Linked DNA regions of Mus musculus: all the other regions are linked to region 1. Evidence: chromatin loops called from intact Hi-C (ENCODE). Cell type or tissue: heart. All regions are shown on one strand.

What was found. Peaks named below come from ENCODE experiments on the same cell type or tissue, not always from the same donor. Only the 100,000 strongest peaks of a DNase experiment are listed, where the experiment ranks them.
Region 2: a loop joins it to region 1, with 2.7 times the contacts of the local background. A loop is called at or near these places in 4 of 42 quality-filtered maps.
Region 3: it touches region 1 in a loop (4-fold over the local background); 3 of 42 quality-filtered maps call a loop at or near these places.

The regions. Positions count from the first base shown.
Region 1 is chr7:126,474,074-126,476,573 of GRCm38, forward strand. Sh2b1 (SH2B adaptor protein 1) reads right to left here and starts at 1,057. Exons shown (of 9, transcript NM_001289541.1): 1 at 923-1,057. In heart, a CTCF peak has its summit at 1,417; DNase peaks (open chromatin) are centred at 1,058 and 1,388; H3K4me3 peaks cover 2,218 bases; H3K27ac peaks cover 2,442 bases.
Region 2 is chr7:126,635,792-126,638,291 of GRCm38, forward strand. No RefSeq gene overlaps it. Among named protein-coding and RNA genes, the nearest start is that of Nupr1, 12 kb to the left of the region's middle. In heart, a CTCF peak has its summit at 1,535 (motif pointing left); no DNase peak of the experiment used is centred here.
Region 3 is chr7:126,565,319-126,567,818 of GRCm38, forward strand. Eif3c (eukaryotic translation initiation factor 3, subunit C) reads right to left here and starts at 1,048. Exons shown (of 21, transcript NM_146200.1): 1 at 1,030-1,048; 2 at 761-901. The coding sequence starts at 861. Gm25579 (a small nuclear RNA gene) reads right to left here and starts at 1,831; the gene lies at 1,726-1,831. In heart, no CTCF peak of the experiment used is centred here; a DNase peak (open chromatin) is centred at 1,123; H3K4me3 peaks cover 1,477 bases; H3K27ac peaks cover 1,245 bases.

The DNA of each region.
Region 1 (2,500 bases):
TTCCACAGTAAGCACACAAGACATCACTGCCACTGTAACTATTTTTTATGGGGGAGGACAGTATGATGGGTCCCATTTGCGCTCCAGAAAGGAAGCGCTTCTGCGGGTGCCCCAACTCTTACATCACAGCTAGAAAGTGACAGAGCTCCATATGTAATTTACAACCGGTGGCTCTTTGGTGAGTGGTCCTGCCCTATGATCGACTGAAAGGAGACACCTCTGGACGGCTCAGGAAAGTCTACCCAAACTATCAGTGATGCCAGCCTCTTCATCAAGCCTACAACCAAGCTGCAAGTCAGAGACCCCCCCCCCCTCCCCTTCCTCCTTGGCCTTTCCTACATACTCCGATGGCTCCAACCACAGGGACAACTCCAAACCAGGGAGAAGCAGCCAGGAGATGCGGGAGTCACAGAGCACAGGGGAATCGGGGCCAAGAGGCGCAGGCACGGCAGAGACAGTCCCCAGCCAGAGGCTACCTCGGCTCACACAGGCCCACCCAGCCCTCAGCACTACTGGCCGACCCAGCCCCCTTCAGGCCCGCTGACCCTGCGGTTCCTGGACTGGTGACTCAGTTTCTCTTCTGCCAAGACGGCTCAGTCACAGTTTTCCGGTGCACCTGCCTCTTGGCTTAGTTCTGACATTCCAGAAGGGCGGGTGGTGGAGGGTGCAGGCTGCGCTCCAGGTTCGGACCCTCCGGGCCCCGTGGTTAATCACTCGGACCCGATCCTAGTCGTTGGACACCCTCCACAAGCCCCTGGGCCGGAGCCTCCGAGGGACCAACTATCTGCTGCCCTCTCGGGAGCCGAGCACCCCTCCAGCCCCGAGCCCCCACGCCCACCCCCGCCCAGGCTTCTCAGACGACAGGGTCGAGTCCGGAGAGGAAAGAGGCACTTGAAGAGGGGGGTTCCGGTTCCGGTCCCACCTGCATCTCGGTCCCCGCGCTTAGCTCCGGCGGCGGCAGCGGCGGCGGCGGCGACGGCCGCAGCTCCCGCTCCCTGTGCCCCCCGCCTCCGCGACGGGCTCCCAGCACGCGCTTCTGCGCAGGCGCTGGGACGGGTTCCCCGACGCGGAAGGAAGCGACCATAGAGAAGAGCAGTAAGAAGGAGGGCACCTTCGTATTCACTTCCGCCATCGTTCTCGGCGCCGAGGTTTTCAGGAGCTACGCCAACACAGGTCTCACTAAGCTCCCGTGGCTTCGGCAGTTGTACCTAAAAGGAACCACTGAGGCAGCTGTGGGAAGGCGTTGGGTCCGTCATCCGAAGCAAATTCTAGACAAAGGCGAGAAGTTAACCATAGAGAAGCCACTTGAGCGGAGAGAGTAGCCGCCCACTAAAAGAAATCAGCGAGATGATAAAGCTCTTTGAAGAGCTGGCTGCAGCCTAGAGCGCCTGGCCCTGCATCGAGGGGTACACGGACACCGCCCCCAGGGATCTGGCGAGCGATGTAGCGGTGACCTTGGGAGGCCGAGTGGAGTGGGCGGAGCCTGAACTTAACGACCTTGGTCTTTTAGGGGAAAGGGACAAGGTGGTCCTGGAGGGCTCTACCTTAGACGGGAACTAAAGTTGGGACAGCAATAGTGAGGTCAGTTTTGGACATGCTTGCGGGTCATCAGTAGGTACATAGAGATAGAGCTTGAAGTTCAAGAGAGGCTTCAGGGCAAGTTAGAGGGATGACGAAGTAAGGTACAAAGTGCTGTTGAGACCTTGCGCACAAATACCTTCTAGCAACCCAAGCTCGCATTGATCCAGCGTCACTACAGCTGAAGTAATTGAAAAGGCCAGAGTAGATTGGGATCATTGACAGGGCCCAAAAGATTATGTCTATAGCTTGTCATCTGTGATTGTACTCTACTCGTGCGGTCGGTCGCTTTCACCCACAGAGGGGCTCTAGTCTTCTTGGTGTGGCAAGATGGTTTTCCATAGATTCAAATTTAAATCCTAATAGTTAAGCAACTCAGTGTAAGGAGTATCACTCTTTCTAAGATCATCAATAAAATTTTCAGAATTAGGCTAGTGAGATGCCTTTTCAGTAAAAGTGCTTGTGTTTTCTATGCAAACCTGATTAGCCAGAATTCCCTCCCCATAACCCACTGTGGAAAGAGAAAGGATGTTGGAAAGTTGGCTTCTGACTTAGAACATGGCACACACACCACACATGTGTGATACCCCCCCCCCATCACATACACATAAACAAAGTGGTAATAAAATGTAAATAAGTCACACTGCTGGAAAGAGAGCTAAGTGATTAAAAGACTAGCAGCTCTTGCAGAGGCCCCGCAACCACATGGTGGTTCAGAACTGACTATAACTCCAGCTCCAGGGGATCTGATGCCTTATGACCTCAACAGGGACACGTACATACACGCAGGCAGGCAAAACGCACATATAAGATAAAATAATATTAATTTTGGAAAATTTAAGCCAGGCAGTAAGGAGCAATGCCTTTAATCCCAGCACTTTGGAGGCTGAGGCAGGTGGATATCTGAGTTCTAAGCCAGCCT
Region 2 (2,500 bases), 160 kb after region 1:
AGACCCTTGCTTGGTGCTGAGGATATGAAAACAAACCAAAAACAAAAAAGAAAAAATGGGCAACTCTCAGTACCTTGTACTCTAGGAGCTTCTAGACTGGATGGTGGGAACAGTGTCCGGGGAGGAAATTACCACACAGCACAGTGAGTAATGGGCTGCTTGATATACACCTGTCCCAGAGAAGGCCATGGAAAAAATGACAGTGCAAGTCAGCTGGACCACAACATCCAGGAAGTGTCTCAGGAAATTAAGAAGAGTTTAGTTAATCAAAGAAGCCTAGTATAGGGAATTCTAATCCTGGATTCAGAGGCAATAACCCAATCTCAGAAATCTCAGTTCAGGGAAGCTCTAAAAACTCAGCCTGTCAAGTTCACTATAGTGGTACACACCTGTAATTCCAGCTCTCAGGAAGCTGAAGCACAAAGATCATGAGTTCAAGGCCAGCCTGGTCAACTTAACAAAACCCTGTCTCAGAAACACAAAAGTAGGCTGAGCATGCTGATGCACACATTCAATCCCTTCACTCACAGATAGAATCAGATGGATCTCTGGGAGTTTGAGACCAGCCAGGTCTAATGAATGAATGAATGAATGAATGAATGCATGCCCAGGCCAGCAAGTTGGCTCAACAACTAAGTGCTGGGCCACCAACCTAAGAGCCTAACTTCCATTCTCAGGACCCATCTCAGGTGGAGGGCAAGGACCAGCTCCTGCAATTTGTCCTCTGTCCTCCACATGTGTGTACTGTGACCTGAAACCCCCTGACACACACACACACTACACATACACTCACATAATAAATAACCCAATAACCAATAACAAAAGTACTATCTCTCTCCTCTCACTGACAAGGATCAGCACATGCAGGCTCTTACGCAGGAGTAGATACTGAGATTTGCAAGCCCTCTATTTTAAATGTTATGATTTTTAGAGAAGTAGTTCCTTCATAGCATAGACTTTTACTTGAGCTAAAAATGTTTGTATTCATCAAGTCTGTTCCCTGTAGAAACACTGTGGCTACGTGGGAACAGTGTCAGGTGCCTGCTACAGTCAATAAAGAGGTTGCTGTTTATAAGGCACTTAACCTTGTTTGATTTTGAAACAGGATATCTCTATGTTGTCCAGGTTGGCCTTGAATCTCTAGGCTCAGGTGATCTACTTGGCTCAGACTCTGAAGAAACTGGTATTGCAGGCCTGTGTCACCACACACCTGGCAAGAATTTAATAAGTCTGATCTAATCAGCCTGGAGCTGCTCTCAATGCTCAGTAGTGACACTACAAGATCTGTATGCTCTCTTGCTCTCTGCCAGGGCAAACTGCTCCCATAGACCTTAATATCTATATATACACACATACATACACATACACATAATAAAATGTACATATCTACATAGTAATAAAAAATGGGACCCCAGGACTAGAGCAATCGCTAAGAAGTTAAGATCTTCCAAGGGAGAGTTCAGGTCCTACACTTATTTCAGGCAGTGAACCACTACCTGAAATTCCAGTTCCAGGGCATCTTGTGCCCTCTTCTGGCCTCCTAGGGTATCTGCAATCACACTTCCCCTGGTTCTGGTTCATGCATGTACCTACATGGCCCCCCAGGGAACACACACACATACACATAAATAAAAACACCTAAACATGGTGGTGTTTCAAATCATGGTGATTCAAAATCATGCATAGGGGTGGAAAATAAAAAACAGATCGCCCAGCATTCGTTATAGGTGGAGGCAGGAGGATGGCGAGTTTGAAGCCAGTATGAATTACATGGTGAGATCTTGTCTCAAAAGGCAGGAGAGATGGCTGGCTCTCAGAGTACATGTTGCTCTGAGAACCCAAATTTGGTTCTCAGAGCTCACAATGGCCAGTTACTCTGGCTTTATGGAGTTTTGTATATGTGTATGTTTATTGTGTGTGCCTGGTCCCTGAGGAAATCATAACAGGGCATTGGTCTCCTAGAACTGGAGTCACGGATAGTTGTGAGCTGCGATGTGGGTGCTATATGGACTGGACCTGGGTCCTCTGCAAGAGCAGTAAATGGTCTAACAGTTGAACCATCTGTCCAGCCCCCCTCTTTCTGCTTTTGTATGGGGCAGGTTTCACTCTGAAGCCCTGGCTGGTCTGGAACTCACTATGTAGACCAGGCTAGCCTTGAGCTCACAGAAACTCACCTACCTCTGTGGGGATTAAAAGTATATGCCATTATGCCCATACAAAAATAAGATAAATTGTGGGAAAGAAAGAATGAAAGGAAAGAAAAGAAAAGAAAAGAAAAGAAAAGGAGAGAACATTATATTCATTTCCCTAAAATGATGCTATCTGGCTCCAGCTTTATAGCCATGTCCAGCTGTAGCCAACTTTAAGGTGAGAAATCACTCCAATGCACTTAGAGATTAATAAGGAGAACTCTAATAAAATCATGATCTGGGGCCAGGCTAATGCTATGGGATGTGAGCCACAAACAGAAATCCACCATAGGCTGGGCGTGGTGGCACAT
Region 3 (2,500 bases), 91 kb after region 1:
GTCACATGGATATGTCTGGATATTCATCTACAATTCTCTACAAGTCTCTGTGGAGCGCCGGGCGTGGTGGCGCACGCCTTTAATCCCAGCACTCGGGAGGCAGAGGCAGGCGGATTTCTGAGTTCGAGGCCAGCCTGGTCTACAAAGTGAGTGCCAGGACAGCCAGGGCTACACAGAGAAACCCTGTCTTGAAAAACCAAAAAAAAAAAAAAAAAAAAAAAGTCTCTGTGGAGGTAAGTATGTCTTAAAACCCTTCAGGTACACAGCAAAAACAATGTTGTTTTGAGAACTGTTTCAAAGTTCAAAAAGTTTTAATTTACAGAGATCGAGAAAAAGACAGTAAATAAAGATGAACACAGCAGTGTTTAGCATTTGGCACGCAGAGCCAAACGACCGGATTTCAGGGCCAAACTAACCAAGCACTGAGGGTTTCCCTCCATGAGTACAAATCATAACGACTAAGCTTAGTGGGAAGATTTACGATACGGGGAGTTTCCGAAAGCCACAGTCAAGGGGCGGGAAGGGATGCGAGAGATGGAATGTGGGCAGGAGTTACGAGGCTGCAGACTTGGAGGCCTTAAGAGCTGATGCAATACTAAGCAACGGAAAACCTCTCCTCCTCCTCGGTACCGAGGACGCCGAGGGCTCCCCCAGCTCGCTGCGAGAGCTCCTTTCTCAGACGCGCCCAGCCCATGGCTCCGCTCGCCCACCCGAGCCCCCGCAGCCCGCCAAACCCGTCCCCTCCGCGCCCCCAGCTCACTGTTTGCCGTAGTTCCCGGAGACCGGTTTGGTGACGAGCTCCTCCCCGGACAGGGACGACTCCGACTCACTGTCCGAGCCGGTGGTGAAGAATCGCGACATGGCGACGGCGCTGAAGGGCTGAGGCGCTCGCGGCCGGAACCTGAGGAAACCCGCGGCGTCAGGGTTTGGGGGCAACCGCGGCTACCATCTCCCGACCCGGACCCCCGTTCCCGCCTGCACGGCCTCCCCCTTGCCCTCCACGGAGCACGAGGCCCAAGAGACACGAACCAGCTAAGCTGCCGAGTCCCTCTGAGCAGGTGAGACAGGCACGACGCCGGAAGAGGAAAAGGTTGGGGGGGCGTCACTTCCCGGAAGCACCAAAGAATGCGCTAAATAACTACAATTCCCAGTGGCCTTTGCGCTATACACGGCCTGGGACGAATTAGTAGCCGAGGTTCTAAATCTTATCTAAACTAAGACTGACTGGCTGCTCACTAGGACCGCCCGGACTAGGCTGCAAGACTGACAATATAGAATTTAGTAACCGCCCCATGGTGCACGTCTGTAATTCCCTACACTAGAAAGGGTGAAGCAGGAGGATCATGGGTTCAAGGCCAGACTGGGCCAAAAAAAAAGAAAAAAAAAAAAAAAAAAAAAAAAAGCTAAGCTCTGAAGCCTGCGGAGGTGGCTCAACACCTTTAATCCCAGCGCTCAGGAGGCAGAAACAAGTGGATCTCTGAGTTCGAGGCCAGCCTGGTCTCCAGAGCGAGTTCCAGGACAGCCAAGAGAAACTATGTCTCGAAAAAAAAAACAAAAAACAAAAAAAAAAAACAAAAAAACAAAAAGTATTCTGGCCGCCCATCTTAACTTCAGAGTAAGAATCTAAGGGCTGGTGTCAGCTTGATGCCGATGTCCTGCGAGGTTTTGGAGGAGTGTCGTTGTTGTCATTTTGTTTTGTTTTGTTTTGTTTTAGAAAAGGATTTTAAAAATACGGAACGCTTTACAAATTTGTGTGACATCTTTGTGCAGGGGCCATACTAATCTTACCTTATCTTTCCAATTTTAATATATATGCTTCAGAAGAGAGCATGGTTTCTCAGGTTTAAGCAAACTTCATAGATCTTGAGTGTTGGAATCCTGTCTTTACCGTTTTCTTAGGCAAACTTTCTAACTTCTAATCTCTCTCTGCTCTTCTCCCTGTGCTACAAACAAAGGGGAATAATAGCACTTGTTCATTTGATATTAGGAAAATAAAATGAGAACATATGATGTGTGTGGGACAGTACCTTGTGCAGAATGAGCATATACTAGCTAGCCACTGGACCCACGAGGTGTTTCAGATGAAAAAGCACTTGTCACCAAGCGTAAGAACTTGAGTTAGTTCCCTATGGCCACAGAATAGAAAAAACAACTCCTGATAGTTGTCTTCTGACCACCTCCCCTGACTACCACCCTACCACCTCCCACCTCCCCCAATTCCTAGTGGCCTTTGCAACATACAAGGCCTAGATTTTTGTAGTACTGGGTATGGAACCCAGGGTCTAGATCCATACTAGGCAAGCATTTCACCAACTGATGTCTGGGGTGCCCAAAAATAAACAGTGAAGTATAATTCTAGCAAAATGGCACTGTTGGGTGGGTTTTATATAAAGACGGCCTTGAGGTCAGAGGCCTGAGGCTTCACCTTAGCCTGCTAGCCTGCTGGCAGTGTATGCATGTCTGTGTGCCTACCTCAGCGTGGCCCCAGTGCCAGTCTCTT